3 separate regions of the Homo sapiens genome follow, and all the other regions are linked to region 3. Evidence: read pairs that join two places in POLR2A ChIA-PET (ENCODE). Cell type or tissue: MCF 10A. All regions are shown on one strand.

Region 1 (5,000 bases), 56 kb after region 3:
CCTTTCATGCAGGTTAATTAGATAAACACATGGAAATCTGATGGCATTTTTCTTCATTTTGAAGAGCAAGGATTTGTTTTGATTTTCCCAGTGGGGAATTTGTGTGTGCAGGATTATGATGTTAAGTTGAACTGTGGTGTGTGTGTGTGTGTGTGTGTGTGTGTGTGTGTGTGTGTGTGTGTTTGTGTGTGTGTTTCTGTTAAGCCCAGCACTCTTTTGTGTCTTTTAAGATTGTCATGGTAGACATGGCAGGAAATGCTAGACCTTGAGTCCCAGTTCTTCCATTTCCTAGGTGCATAATATGCTCCTCTTTCCTCCTCTGTAAAATGGGACACACACCTGGCAGGGTTGTACCAAGCTCTAAATGAAACTACATGTGCAAAACTGAATCTAAAACAGTGTGGCCCACACAGTACTTTGGTTTTGCTCCACTTGTCTGAGGGTCCATCATCAAAGAAGACATAACAAGTCCATTGCCTTAAAGAAGTAAAAGTCTAGGTGCAAAGATGCAAAGGGCTCTAGTTGAGAGACTCAGGCAGCAGGTGCAGGTGCGTGGCTTGCAGAACTGACTGACTGTTCAATGAGTTGATAGGAAGCTTTAATTGAATTGGAACTGGGTCTCAGCTTTATCCTGTGAGCCTGTAGAGAAGATGGGGGCATCAAGAGACTCAAGGGGATTGCTCAGGCTCCGCTGTCACTCCCTAACCTTGAGCACGTCTTTTCCCATGGAGGGGGCTCCTTATCTGTATAAGGGTGGAAAGAGAAGCTGGCACTCCCTTGCTGCCTCCCTCCTAGCATGGCTATGAGAGGCAGCACTTGTGAATGGCTCCTCAGTTGGGGTGCCTTGCAGACATGCCAAATGAGGGTGATGCGGTGACTGACAGAGCCATCTCCAACCCACAGGTTCACAGATGGTAGGATGAGGGCTGTGCCCCACCTCCAGACTCCCTCTTCCTGGGATTCTAACCTGCTTCCCTGGCTTGCTGATGTCAGTTTCATCTTCACTAATGAAGCAAATGATGTTCTTTCTTTCCCAGAAGGAGGTTGGTGGCTGCAAAAGGACAGCCCCACCTCAGGATGGGAGGGCACCTGGGCTGATGTTCTTCTCCAGTGGCAGCTTGGAGTGGGCACTTCCTCTGGTCCACATAGCCCCAGAATGTTTGCCTTTGTTACCAAGATAGGCCCGGATGCACTTTCAAAGAAACCAGAAGCTGCTTCTCTTCAGGAACTTTGTTACCCTGGTTACCTGGCAGGGACATCTGTCTGCCACAGGGGGAGGCCCTTGATGGTAACTAGTGCTTTAAACACACCACAGAGGCCAGACCAGCGGGGTTGGCCTCAGGGCCACAGGAGAACAGTCATTTACCACTATGTCTATCCTGTCCTGCATTCAGTGACTCATTCTCTCCATTCATTGTTCATTCATTCAGGCACTCATTTGCTCCTTGGTTTTATTCAACTATCAGTTTGGTCATCCATCCATTGATTCATTCATTCAGTTATTCAGTTAGACATTCATTTGTCCACCAATCTTCTCATTCATCCATCCCTCCATCCACCCATCTCCCCATTCCTCCATCCACCCATCCATCCATCCTTTCATTTGGTCAGTCAAGAATTAAACTAGCCAGGCAATCAATAGATGCATATGTACTCCAATATCCAAAGCACTGTCTTTTGGGAGCAAGGAGGGAAGGGCACTAACATCCATTGCCAGATTACTATGTGCCAGGTACAGTGCCAACCTCTTAACGTATTTGATTTTCACATTAATCCCAGAGGCAAGTATTATGCTTCCCACCTACAGAGGAGGAAAGTAAGGCCAGAGAAACTGGATGACCTGTCTAGAGACAGTCAACCAGTAGGAGACAGAGCCAAGGTTCCAACCCAGGTCTTCCTAGCTCTTTAGCCCATGTCTTTTCCAGTTTCTGTTTATCATCACTATCTACAAAGTGCTTTGGTATTCCTGTGATACTTACCACAATCCTGGGAGATGCATCATATTGCCCTACTGTGCAAATGAGGAGAGCGTGGCTCAGGGAGGTTGTGAGATGCTGGAGGCCACACGGTGGCTAAGGACAAAATTAGAACTTGAACTCAGGTCTTCTGAATGCAAAGGTTTTGTTCTTTCCACAGCATTGTGTGCTCCAAGAATTAGCCACATGGAGTAGCAAGTTCTGAGTGGCTCTGTTTACTGGGTATATGGGAAAGAACCCTGGGTTCTCGGGAGGGGGTGATGATCATGTGCTGGGGGCAGGGGAGGATTTATAAAGGAGAGAGAGCCAAGCCAGGCTTGAAGGACTAGGGAATGTTGCCAGGTGGAGAGCACTCCAAATGAGGCAGAGGTGTAGAGTCTGTTTAGGGGTTTGGCTACAGCAGGACACCTGTGTTGGGCAAAGGAAGATGGAATGTAGGTGGGGCCTCACCTTCCAGAAAGACTGCTCAAAGAGTCCAGGGGACTTAAGTAATCCACAAATCTGACTGTGTCTCTCTCTTATCTAAAACTCTTCAATATCCCCTCTCCATTTCTTCAGGATAAAACCCACACCCTTTGCCTGGTTTACAGGGCCCTCTGTCCCTGTCCCTCTGTCTGTGCACCTGGCCGACCCCCAGCAGCCCTGCCCACAGGGCATCCTACCTCTAACATGTCTGTGTAGGTGCCTGGATGCAGTGGCTTCTCCCAGCAGTGACTCAGGGAGCAACTTTTGTTTCAAGGAACCGTATGGGCAGGCCCGCCACTCCCTGGCTGGCCTCTTCCATCCAAAACAAACAGTCTGGCAGGCAGCATGTGGGCCCCAGAATTAAGAGAAGGGCATTTCAGGATAACCAGGAGAGCTTCCAGAGAAAAGCTCACTTGTCGTTAGGAAGTAAAGATGCTGAACCCAGAAACAGGCCTGGGCAGGCGTGGGTGTGTAACTCCTCTAATGGCCCAATAGACACCATAATAAAAGCCACTTACTGAGCACTTATTGTGTTCTAAGTCCCATCTTCACAACTTCTATGCAGCAGAGGGATCATTTGCCCAAGGAGGAAACCGAAGCTCAGAACCCTTTAGCCGGTGGCTCAAAGTTCCACAAGCCAGCAAGCAGTCGATTTGAACTCGGGTTTGTCCGGCACCAACAGCACCCTTTGCAACAGCATCATGGGCCAAAGAGCTTAGATCGCAGAGATGTGATCATTTAGGTCTTTGCAAAAGATCAATCATTTTCATATTTTTAGAGCAGTTTTCCTAAACAATGTGCCAATCATATCTTCAGGACAAAAAGCCTAAATGGATGGAGAACTATTGAACCAGGACATTAGGCTTTCTGAGTGGTGCTGCTGGGTTGCCATACTGGATTGAGAACTATACTGATGGGCTTATTTAATTGACAAGAGAAAGGACAAGAGAAATCAGAGAAGGAATCCCACAATGAATCCCAGAATGGTCCCCTTTGACCAGCTTTCTGGGCAGCTCCACATTCCCCAGTGGAAGGGGGGCAGTAATGGAGAGATCAGGGCCATGTAGCAGTGCCCACGATGGAGCTCAGGGCCATGCCAGGACTCCAGCCGCCAGTCCCTTGTAGGTGGGCTCACTTATGCCCCACCTAGGGGCTCCATTCTCCCAGGCTCTTAAGCCCATCTCCACAGGGGCCATATGGGGCTCAGCATCTGATGTGAAGCCTAGGGGCTTAGAATTAAGTCACCTGGAGCTGCTACCAGGAGTGAGCCCTGGGCAACTGCACATCACATTCAAGCTGAGTTTGTTGCACTGGATTTCCTGTCAGACTGTCCATAGGGGTCTCCAGTCCCTTTCCAGGCCTGGGGCTCAGCATCTGATGTGAAGCCTAGGGGCTTAGAATTAAGTCACCTGGAGCTGCTACCAGGAGTGAGCCCTGGGCAACTGCACATCACATTCAAGCTGAGTTTGTTCCACTGGATTTCCTGTCAGACTGTCCATAGGGGTCTCCAGTCCCTTTCCAGGCCTGGGGCTTGCCTTGTTTCTGCCAACCTCCCTTCTGAAAGCCAGATTTGCCCCCAGGCTCATCCACCATGCCACTATCCCTTGATGACCCCCGCCCCCATCGCCCCATCTCTCATCCTGGACACTGTACTAGTGGCTGACACTATTGAGGTAATTAAGACATGGTGCCTGCTCTTGAGGAAATCATGATCCCCAGGGGAAAACACCACTATAATCTAAAAATGGGGAGCAGTGGGGTTGCAGAGGAGAGAGGGCCACTTCTGTAAGCTCAGAAAGATGTCTCAGAGTCAATGAGTTTTGATTGGAGTTAATGTTTGTGTTCTGGTGTAGGCAGATTTTATTTGTGGGAGGTTAGGGGGTGGGGTGGGGCTGAAGGAAAAACCCACTCTGGGCAGAGGAAGCAACGTGAAAAAAGACACAGGAGAGGAAACAACCCAATATCCTCCAACAGGTGAATGGAGAAACAAACTGTGGTGTATCCACACAAGGGAGCACTATCCAGCAACAGAGAAGAATGAACTGATACATGGAACACAGAGGAATCTCAAAATACTCAGGCTGAGCCAAGGAAGCCACACATAAAAGAGTACATACTGTATGAGTCCATTTACAGAAAGTTGTAGAACATGCAAACTGTAGTAACAGAAAGCAGACCAGTGGTTGTGGTTGGGGTGGAGAAGGTAGTCAGGGGGAATGATAAAGGGGCAGAGGGCAGTTCTGGGGGTGACAGATGTGTTCATCGCCTTTTTTTTTTTTTTTGAGGCAGAGTCTTGCTCTGTCTGTCACCCAGGCTGGAGAGCAGTGCCATAATCTTGGCTCACTGCAACTTCCACCTCCTGGGTTTAAGCGATCCTCCTGCTTCAGCTTCCCAAGTAGCTGGGATTACAAGCGTGCACCACCACGTCTGGCTAATTTTTGTATTTTTAGTAGAGATGGGGTTTCATCATGTTGGCCAGGCTGGTCTTGAACTCCTGACCTCAAGTGATCCACATGCCTCAGCCTCCAAAGTGCTGGGATTACAGGCGTGAGCCACCGC
Region 2 (5,000 bases), 200 kb after region 3:
GTTTGAGCCTTTGGAAACGTATTCCTTGTGAAACAGGAGCAAATCATATCGTGCATTTTGAAACTATCTGTGCTTACCGTGAGGTGAGCACCCAGTGCCGACCTGGAGTATGTGCGATTCTTCCACAGCTGCGCGTGGCTCGCGCTGCCTGGGTGTCCTGATGCCTCTCTCCCTGCTGCCACGGGGATCCCCTCCTTGCATCTCCCCACTTCGATCTCTGAAATAGCTCAGGGACTTCTTTCAGGCATATTCTCTCTGGGTGTGTACCTGCCGGTAAAGCTTCACGATTCAGTAAGCCGTGTCCTTCTTGCTTTTCAGGACGGTGAAGTGATTGGAATTAACACTTTGAAAGTGACAGCTGGAATCTCCTTTGCAATCCCATCTGATAAGATTAAAAAGTTCCTCACGGAGTCCCATGACCGACAGGCCAAAGGTAGGCAAGGCCCACACAGCCCTGGGGACTCCGGAGATGGGGCCTGAAGCTCAGCTGCCCTTTGGGACTTGGGGAAGGGAAAAGCGGCAGCCCCTAGGACTAGCCAAGCCGTCTCTGATCCAGAAGTGAACGGGAATGCACATTACTAAATCCCTCGCAGAAGGTCACAGACATTTCACCATTTTTGTCCTCTGATCATGGCAATGTCACTTGAGTCAGTCTAATATGTACCAGGCATGATCCTAGGTGACTTGTGTACATTATTTCACTTTCTTTATGTATGTCACTTAATTCTTTTGCCCTATCAGTTAGGAATTACTAGTCCCATTTTGCTGATGAGAAAACGGTTCAGGGAGATCATTCTGCAAACGTTTATTGCCCCATCTGCTCTAAGTCAAGCAGGGAGCTTGGCAGTGGACAGCTCAACTGGGGCCTGGGGCTCAACAGGGGCCTTTGCCGGTGTGACTTTTATGTTCTGTTGGGGGATGGGAAGGCTGACAGTAAATAATCAAACACATAAGATACTATTAGTGCTCCCAAGAAAACGGATCAGGGTGGCCGTCAAGGGAGCGACTGGAGGGGCAGCTGGTGGAGATGGTGTGGCCAGGAAATGCCTTCCAAGCTGAGGTCTGAGTGAGGAGGAACCAGCGGGCAGGGATGTGGGGGGAACACTCCAGAAGGAAAGACAGAGGACTCAGCATAGTTGAGTGAGCACAAGGCCCCTGAAGTGGCCTGAGGGCCGGAGCACAGTGACAGCATGGAGTTCCCCGGGGTGGAAAGAGGCCAAGGCCGGGCGAGCAGGCTCACAGCAGGCCGTGGTGAGGGACCTGGGTTGCATCCTAACGACATTTAAGAACAGGGAAGTTTATGATCTGATTGATGTCACTGAAAGGACACTCTGATGGCTGCGGGGAGTCTGCTGGAGGGGTTGCTGGAAGTTGGGGACCGGTTAAGGGGCTCTCCCAGCCATCTGGATGAGACATGCTGGGGTCTCAGACAAGGGTGGTGGCAGTGGAGGTGGGACAGAGGGGTCACATTCCAGATATATATGGGGGGTAGAGCAAGCTTGGGGAAGGGCCAGCTGTCAGGATGAGGCCATGAGGAATTAAGGGTCATGCCCAGGTACCTGACCATTAATTGAAACAATGGGACTTTCCCAAGGTCCCCCAGAGGGGAGGGGTCCAGACCAGGATTTGAGCCGCAACCTCAGTGTACCCTTCTGTGGCCCTTCCTGCAACCTGGGGGATTGGGCCCCCGGCCCCTGGTGTCCCCAGCACCCCCACCAACTGGGCTGACCTTCTGCTGTCCCTTTGTTGTCTCACCAGGAAAAGCCATCACCAAGAAGAAGTATATTGGTATCCGAATGATGTCACTCACGTCCAGGTGGGTAAACAGGATGCGTGTCTGTGTCTTAAATTTTAATAAACCTGAACTTCAGAAGGTGCTCACGGGCACCCCTGAAAGAGAAACCTTATGCTGCCTTAAGACGTCTCAGTTTCTGCTTATAATGAAGTAGCATCGGGAAAGAGGACAGGTCATTAGCCTTGGCCCCTTTGTTTGGTTTTAACCTGTGTTTTTGCATTCTGAGCTGGTTTTCTTCACTGGCAGCAGGCCCTCCGGTGTAGAAGGTTCTGCCCTCCTCTTTGAAGGCAGGCCTGAACAGTGTGTGCGTGGTGGGGCTGTTGATTCACTCTGGCTCACGTCTTCCTTACCCCACATTCTGTTGAAACCCACATTCCAGGAGGGCCCCAAGCCCCTCCCGCAGCTCTAGGCACTCTGCTTTCGTTGCTCTGCAGCTCGTGGGCCGCGGCTCCAGGAATGCCAGGGCAGGTCCAGCGCAGGGAAGTGAATGACTGATGTGCTTGTTTTCCCCGAGCTGGTGGAATTGCGGCCTGTGGTTGGCAGGCTCATGGCATCCTGGTGTTCTAAACTGGATGAAAAATTCTGGTGTAATCTCATGAGTCCTGGTAGTAGACTCACCTGGCATGGCTAAAACTGTCAGAGGTAAAGTAGGTAAAGACTAGAATATAGTAACAGATAGATTAATGTGTTCATTACTATGATGAATTAATGATTCACTCACTGTGAAAGTATTAATATATTTTGATACATGTTATGAATGGTGGTCCCTTTCTTAGCACTCCAGAAGATGGAGCCATTTGTCAAGGTTAAAGTGTCCCCTCAGTTGTTTGCCTTTGGAACTACGAGGTGTAGGGAAAGATGGTAAGCCCTTGGTGCCCAGCTTCCTGGGTTCCTGTCCCTGCTCTGATATGTCCTGCCTTGTGACCTTGGGAACGATATGACCCCTGAGTGCCTCAGTTTCCTCCTCTTCAGGATAGGGATGACAGCGCAGGTGCTTCTGATGTGTGGCCAGGCTCAGATCAGGGAGTGGTGGCAGGGGTCACCAGCCACAGTGATGCCAGCCACTATGTATCACACGTACTGGGCCAGGTGCCTTACTGGGATGATCTCATCTGATCCTCACAACTCATGTTGTAGGGTACTGTTATTATCCCCATTTTGCAGGTGAGGAAATGAAGGCACAGAGAAGTTAAGCAACTGTCCGAGGTCACACAGCTAGCAAATGGCCGAGCTAGGGCTGCAAACCAGGCCAACCACTGTACTTTACTGACTCCTTAGTAATAGCTACTATTAATTAAGAAATAATAACAATGATGATGGCTGGGTGCGGTGGCTCACATCTGTAATCCCAGCACTTTGGGAGGCCAAGGCGGGCAGATCACTTGAGGCCAGGAGTTCGAGACCAGCCTGGCCAATTTGTGAAACCCTGTTTCTACTAAAAATATAAAAAATTAGCCGGGCTTGGTGGCAGGCACCTGTAATCCCAGCTACTCGGGTGGCTGAGGCAGGAGAATTGCTTGAACCCGGGATATGTAGGTTGCAGTGAACTGAGATCGTACCACTGCACTCCAGCCTGGGCGACAGAGCAAGACTCTGTCTCAAAAAAAAAAAAATAAATAAAAAAAATAAATAAATAATAAAGCACTTTCCTTGCTGTTACCAAGTAAATCTTTGACTCTGGTAGACAGGCAATTTTAATTTTAAAATAGGATCAGAATTCCTGGAGGAATTTTACCTTAGACCTAAGGAGAAGACGGGAACTGGTGAGAGCTGAGTTTTGCGTGAGGAAGGCCTGGTGTTTCTTCACACTAACACGGGTGCTTTTTCTCTGGAGCAGCAAAGCCAAAGAGCTGAAGGACCGGCACCGGGACTTCCCAGACGTGATCTCAGGAGCGTATATAATTGAAGTAATTCCTGATACCCCAGCAGAAGCGTGAGTTGGAGTCGTTTTCTCTTTTCCCAATATTCTTGTTGTTCCTGTGGGGGTAGCAGGAAGAGGGAGCGCTGTTCCTTTTCTACTGGCTCAGATGATTATGTTGATCCTTGACAGACGTGGTCGGACGTTGCTTGTCATTCCTGCTGGCCAGGCCTTCCGACCTGGCTCGGCTCGGGACTCATCCATAGGAGGGTGCCTTCTGTCTTCAAAAGTCCTTGCTCCACGAGGACCCTCCAGATGGACAGAGCAATAGCAGACTCGTAATGAGTCTCTGAGATGGCCCGGCTGGCCAGAGAGAGGGTTTCAGGAACAGTGTCCCCAAGCCCTCACTTGGTGGTCCTTTTCTAGGCTTCAGGACCCTTCTCTTCCTGGAGTCTTCCAGAATGTCTCTGACAATTAGGCCCATACCTGTCAACACCTCCAGAAAAATAACCCAAGTGATATCAAAGTAACATGACAAGAAGTAGCTCAACCATCCATCAGGGTTTGTTACCTGTATTGGCGGAATATCCAGAGAAAAGTGCGAGACCAGGGACCAGCAAATGTGCCTTGGGGGCTGGATCTGGCCCACTGCCTGCTTTTATATGGAGCTGTGGGCTAAGAATAGTTTTTGCATTTTATTTTTATTTTTACTTATTTTTTATTTTCATAGGTTTTTGGGGGAACAGGTGGTATTTGGTTACATGAGTAAGTTCTTTGGTGGTGATTTGTGAGGTTTTGGTGCACCCATCACCCAAGCAGTGTACACTGAACCCAATTTGTAGTCTTTTATCCCTCATCCCTGTCCCAGCCTTTCCCCTTGAGTCCCCAGAGTCCATTGTATCATTCTTATGCCTTTGTGTCCTCGTAGCTTAGTTCCCACTTATGAGAACATTTAAATGGTTGAAAAAATCCTGAAATAAGAATAGTATTTTGTGACATGTTAAATTTGTATGAAATTCAAATTTCAGTGTCCACTGTAATTTGGTTTATGACATCTATGGTGGCTTTTGTGCTGGAACAGCAGAGTTGAGTAGCTTCAACAGAGACCATATGTACTGCAAAGCCTAAAATATTTCCTATGGAGCCCTTTACAGAAAAAGTTTGCAGACCCTTGTGCTAGCCCATGAAGGACCATGACAGCGTTTTGACGCTGAGCTATATAAGAGCTACAGTTATAGTGGCAACCACACAAAGGAAGTGCCTCTTAACAGAAACATTCCGCCCACCCCTATAGGAACTGCATTCTGAGTTGCAATACCCATTATAAGCAAGTTGGCCAGATAGTGG
Region 3 (5,000 bases):
TGGATTTCTCACTAATGGCTTAGCACCATCCTCTTGGTGCTGTTCTCCTGATAGTGAGTGAGTTCCCTTGAGATCTGGTCATTTCAAAGGGTGTGGCACCTCCTGCCTTGCTCTCTCCTGCTCTTGCTCTGGCTGTGTGACATCCTCCTCCCCCTTTACCTTCTGCCAAGATGGTAAGTTTCCTGAGGCCTCTCCAGAAGCCAAGCAGATGCCAGCATCATGCTTCCTGTACAGCCCATGGAACTGTGAGTCAAGTAAACCTCTTTTCTTTACAAATTACCCAGTCTCAGATATTTCTTTGTAGCAATTCAACAACAGAACAGTACAACCCTATACATAGTTTTTCAATCCTCGCCCTCTTCCTACCCACCACCATCAGGTAGGCCCTGTGTCTATTGTTCCCTTAATGGTGTCCATGTGTACTCAATGTTTAAGCTCCCACTGACAAGTGAGAACATGCAGTATTTAGTTTTCTATTCCTGTGTCAATTTGCTTAGGATAATGGCCTCCAGCTCTACCCATGTTGCTGCAAATGACATGCCTTCACTCTTTTTCATGGCTGTATAGTATTTTATGGTGTATATGTACCATGGTTTCTTTACCCAGTCCACCACTGATGGGCACCTAGGTTGATTCCATGTCTTTGCTATTGTGAATAGTGTCCGCGGGCTTTAAAATGAGGAGCTTATTCTAGATGACCTGGGTGGGCCCATGGTGATCACAAGGACCTTGTAAATGTGAAGAGGGAAGCCAAAGAGTCAGAACCATAGAGAGATTTGAAGATGCTGAACTGCTGACTTGAAGACTGAGAAAAGGGCCATAAGCAAAGGAATGTGGGTGGCTTCTAGGTGCTGGAAAAGGCAAGGAAACAATTCTCCCTTGAGCCTCTAGAAGGAACACAGCTCTGCTGACAACTTGATCTTACCTTGTTTGGTACTTCTGACCTCCAGAATGATGAGAAAATAAATTCGTGTTGTTTCGAACCACTTGGTTTGTGACAATTTGTTATTGGAGCGATAGGAAACTCATCCACTCACCTCATCCACTCTGTACCACTCTCCTCTGAGCAGCTGCTGTGATCACACTTTCACAGATGAGGACATTGCAGCTGCGGGGCAGTTAAGCAACTCACAGGAGGTTCCACAGCCAGTCTGGTGAGGAACTGAGATTCTAACCTGCCCTATACCCAGGTCTGAGCCCAGAATTGTGTGACCTTGGATAAGTTATTCAGGTTTCAGCCCTCAATCATGGCCAGAGCTAAGGTGAAGTGAGTGAGGCACCTTGGTGCGAAATTTAAGGGAGCATGAAAAAACTTAGTCATCGAGATGCAGTCTATTTTAGTGTAATATATTAGAATTAAAATTGATGCCAAAAAATGCCATGATGAACAAAACACTAAAATTTTAAATAAATGTAGGGTTAATCTCAATTTCTACATCTATAAAAGTAAGGACTATATCCTAACTTTGCAGGATGGTTGTGTGGAATTAAATGAAAAAATCTACAGAAAACATCTTGGGAACACCTGGCACATAGTAAGAGCTCATTAAATGACGATCATTGTTTTGCGGGGCACAGAGGGTGGGTGAAAACACAGGCCCTAGTGTCAGGCTGCTGAGATTCAAATCCTAGCTCTGCCATTTCCCAGTTGAGTGGCCTTGAGTAAGCTGTTTACCTGCTTGATGTCTGAGGCTACCTTCAGACTCAAATGTGGTGTCACCTCATTCCCAAACTCATTCTAACCAGCTTCTTACAAGCAGCGTGATTTTGTGCTATTTCTGAAATTTCTTCTCAATCTTTTTATTTTGGCCAGGTTATTTACCTTTAGTGAATTCCATCTTCTGAAAACAATGCTTTTGTGGGTCTTCTTGCAACTGAACTACAAGATTCAGGCAATTCCGACTTATGAAACCGTGATGACATTTTTTAAGAGGTAATATAACTTAGTGTTGATTGATGAAATACACAAATACTGAAATGTACAAACACTGCTCATAATATCACGGGGGAAAACCATCAGTGATATAATTTTTCATAGCATCATTCAGAGGGCACTGTTTTTTTAATAGGGCCTAAGATTATAGGATGCTTTCAAACCACCAAATTACCTGGAAAAGTAAACAACATGTAGGTGTTGTACTATGAGATAATCAGGTGCTTCTGGGAACTTGCTGTGTCCAGTAACAGGCATGAGGCAAAAGGTACTCCTCTCTTCAGGAAAATGACCACACTACCCTGGCCTTTAAAACTTCATTAAAAAAAAAAATCAGCTTTCTTAGGTTGAATAAAACTCACTTTTTCTGTGGAAGTAACTGGTGGTATTACCTTGTTAGGTTTGTGTTTCTGGTCCCCACAGCCTCAGGAATGAGGGCTTCCAAGCATGACGAGGCGAGTTTAAGGAAGTGGAAGTAAAGATGCTTCATTTCTTTTGCATGTGTGAGTTTAGCAGATAAACACGTCTTCACGTAGTGACCTGTTTAAGCCAAGTTTCATTTGCATTGTTTTGAAGCACGTAATTCATTTCTGGAACAGAACATCTGTGCGCTGCGTTAAGTAAAGAGCCCACTTCTTTCTCTGTCTTGTTATTTGAGGAAAGCAGCATTCAGTGTCGGAATTATATGTACTGTGTTTAGTTTCCATATAATTTGCTTTGAACCCAAATGTTTTACCCGCCCTCCCCCACTCTTTTAATAGCCTATGAGACACTTTTTCCAATGAGTCATGCACACCAGGAGGAATTGCTGTTTGGCTCCAGGTCAGCTCTCCTACTGGAAACGTCTTAGCACTGGGAGATAGGAAAAAGAGCTAGAATGTGGTGATTCATTAGAGCTGTGTTTTTAATATGGAAGAAGCAAGTGAGGAGAAGGGAGTTAAGGTGTGGGCCCCCTGCCAAAGTTGCTGTTTCCAAGGCCTTTGCTTGCACTCCTGAGCCAGAGACGCCACAGCTCTTCCCTGGAGTGGCAGGCACAGGGGTGTTTCTCACCACCACAGCTTTTCCATTTTCTTTTCGAATCTACGTTGATTTGTCCCAGACCTCACATCGCCATGCATTTCCCCAAGCCCCCTGATCCTGTATAATTTTCTTCGTTGGAAACCATTTGCTTCTTTCCAAGTCATGTCATTGCCCCGACCTAAGCAGTGATGACAAATCTTTCAACAGGGGCCAGAGTCCTCTCAATGTAGAGTGGGGGTGGCTCCAGACAGCCAGAGCCTGCTGTGTCCCTTCCCCAACCTCCCTCCTTCCCTGCTTGGCCCTCTCCTTTCTCCAGCGAGCTTTGGGTCAGACTGGGAGAAAAGATGGGAAAGTGTAGGGCTTGGATGCTCTCCCCTGCACACTGTCCAGGCCCACTCTGTCATCATGGAGGACCTTGTGGCCCACTTTTAGCACTGTGGATGGTTCTTCTCCTGCCCAGCTCAGCTGCTCCAGGGTGGTAGCACCTCGCAGTTGTGTCTTTGTCATTGGCCTCCATCTCCCAAATGCATCTCCTGAGCCCCGGGCTCCTTCACCTGGGGGTCTGCTCTGGGTGCTCCTGCTTCCCCCAGTCCCTGCCTGCTCTGCCTCCTCTCTGTCCATCCGTGATGGGGGCCACCCACCAGAGCTGCTCTGCCCAGCCCCTGCTGAACCCCTCAGTTCATGTATATGTCCTGCCCCTCCCAGGGACATCATAAGCAGCTTCAACAAAGGGCTTATGATCCTTTCTCTTGCCCCAACTTGCCTGGCACCTTGCTGGACTGTGAGTCTCTGTCAGACTTTTTTTTCTCTTTTTTTGAGACAGGGTCTTGCTCTGTCATCCAGGTTGGAGTACAGTGGCGTGATCATAGCTCACTGCAGCCTCAAACTCCTAGGTTCAAGTGATCCTCTCGCCTCAGCCTCCTGAGTAGGTGGGACTACAAGAGCATGTAGCCACATCTGGCTAATTTTTAAAATTATTACTATTATTATTTTTTGTTTGTTTGTTTTTTGGTTTTTGTTTTTGTTTTTTTTTTTGAGAAAGAGTCTCGCTCTGTCGCCAGGCTGGAGTGCAGTAGCGCCATCTCAGCTCACTTCAACCTCCGCCTCCCAGGTTCAAGCAATTCTCCTGCCTCAGCCTCCTGAGTAGCTGGGACTACAGGCAAGCGCCACCACACCCAGCTAATTTTTGTACTTTTAATAGAGATGGGGTTTCAACATGTTGGCCAGAATGGTCTCGATCTCTTGACCTCGCGATCCACCCGCCTCGGCCTCCCAAAGTGCTGGCATTACAGGCGTGAGCCACTGCGCCCAGCCTAAAATTATTATTTGTAGAAACAGGGCCACTCTGTTGCCCAGGCTGATCTCAAACTCCTGGTCTCAAGTGATCCTCCCACTTGGCCTCCCAAAGCACTGGGATTACAAGCATGAGCCACTGTGCTGAGTACATTTTTTTTTTTTTTTTGAGGCAGTGTCTCACTTGTTGCCCAGGCTGGAGTGCAATGGCACGATCTCGGCTTGCTGCAACCTCTGCCTCCTGGGTTCAAGCAATTCTAGTGCCTCAGCCTCCCAAGTAGCTGGGACTACAGGCACGTGCCACCACGCCCAGCTAATTTTTGTATTTTTAGTAGGGGTGGGGTTTCATCATGCTGGCCAGGCTGGTCTCAAACTCCTGCCCTCAAGTGATCCTCCCACCTCGGCCTCCCAAAGCACTGGGATTGCAGGCGTGAGCCACCGTGCTGGGTCCATTTTTATGTAGCTCAGTTCTTCTCACAGAAGTGGGTCTTAAATGCTGATGGAAAATTCAGAGAATGTCATGCATGTGGCAACTTGACAACATTGAGATAGCAGACACATTTCCGTTTCTATTGATGGGTGGTGCCCGTTGAGTGCACCAGCCCAAGAAGGATTCTCAGCTTTTCTGTAGGCTCTGAGAAGAAGAATGTCGCAGTAGATTAGCGGTGTCTATCCTGGCTGCAGGAGCCAGGCTTGGTGGCGCCCTGGGTCCATGTTTGCCATCCCCTGCCGAGGATCCCCAGGGCTGACCAGC

What was found. ChIA-PET counts read pairs that join two places held together with the same protein. Peaks named below come from ENCODE experiments on the same cell type or tissue, not always from the same donor. Only the 100,000 strongest peaks of a DNase experiment are listed, where the experiment ranks them.
Region 1: POLR2A ChIA-PET joins it to region 3 with 6 read pairs; 14 of 35 experiments call an interaction of 5 or more read pairs at or near these places.
Region 2: POLR2A ChIA-PET joins it to region 3 with 6 read pairs; 1 of 35 experiments calls an interaction of 5 or more read pairs at or near these places.

The regions. Positions count from the first base shown.
Region 1 is chr10:122,361,530-122,366,529 of GRCh38, forward strand. No RefSeq gene overlaps it. Among named protein-coding and RNA genes, the nearest start is that of PLEKHA1, 11 kb to the right of the region's middle. In MCF 10A, no CTCF peak of the experiment used is centred here; a DNase peak (open chromatin) is centred at 2,732.
Region 2 is chr10:122,508,338-122,513,337 of GRCh38, forward strand. It overlaps HTRA1 (HtrA serine peptidase 1), which reads left to right. Exons shown (of 9, transcript NM_002775.5): 6 at 319-433; 7 at 1,759-1,816; 8 at 3,633-3,728. Among named protein-coding and RNA genes, the nearest start is that of HTRA1, 49 kb to the left of the region's middle. In MCF 10A, no CTCF peak of the experiment used is centred here; a DNase peak (open chromatin) is centred at 2,224.
Region 3 is chr10:122,305,376-122,310,375 of GRCh38, forward strand. It overlaps BTBD16 (BTB domain containing 16), which reads left to right. Exons shown (of 16, transcript NM_144587.5): 10 at 1,814-1,933. Among named protein-coding and RNA genes, the nearest start is that of BTBD16, 37 kb to the left of the region's middle. RefSeq lists an enhancer at 2,564-2,633. In MCF 10A, no CTCF peak of the experiment used is centred here; a DNase peak (open chromatin) is centred at 2,796.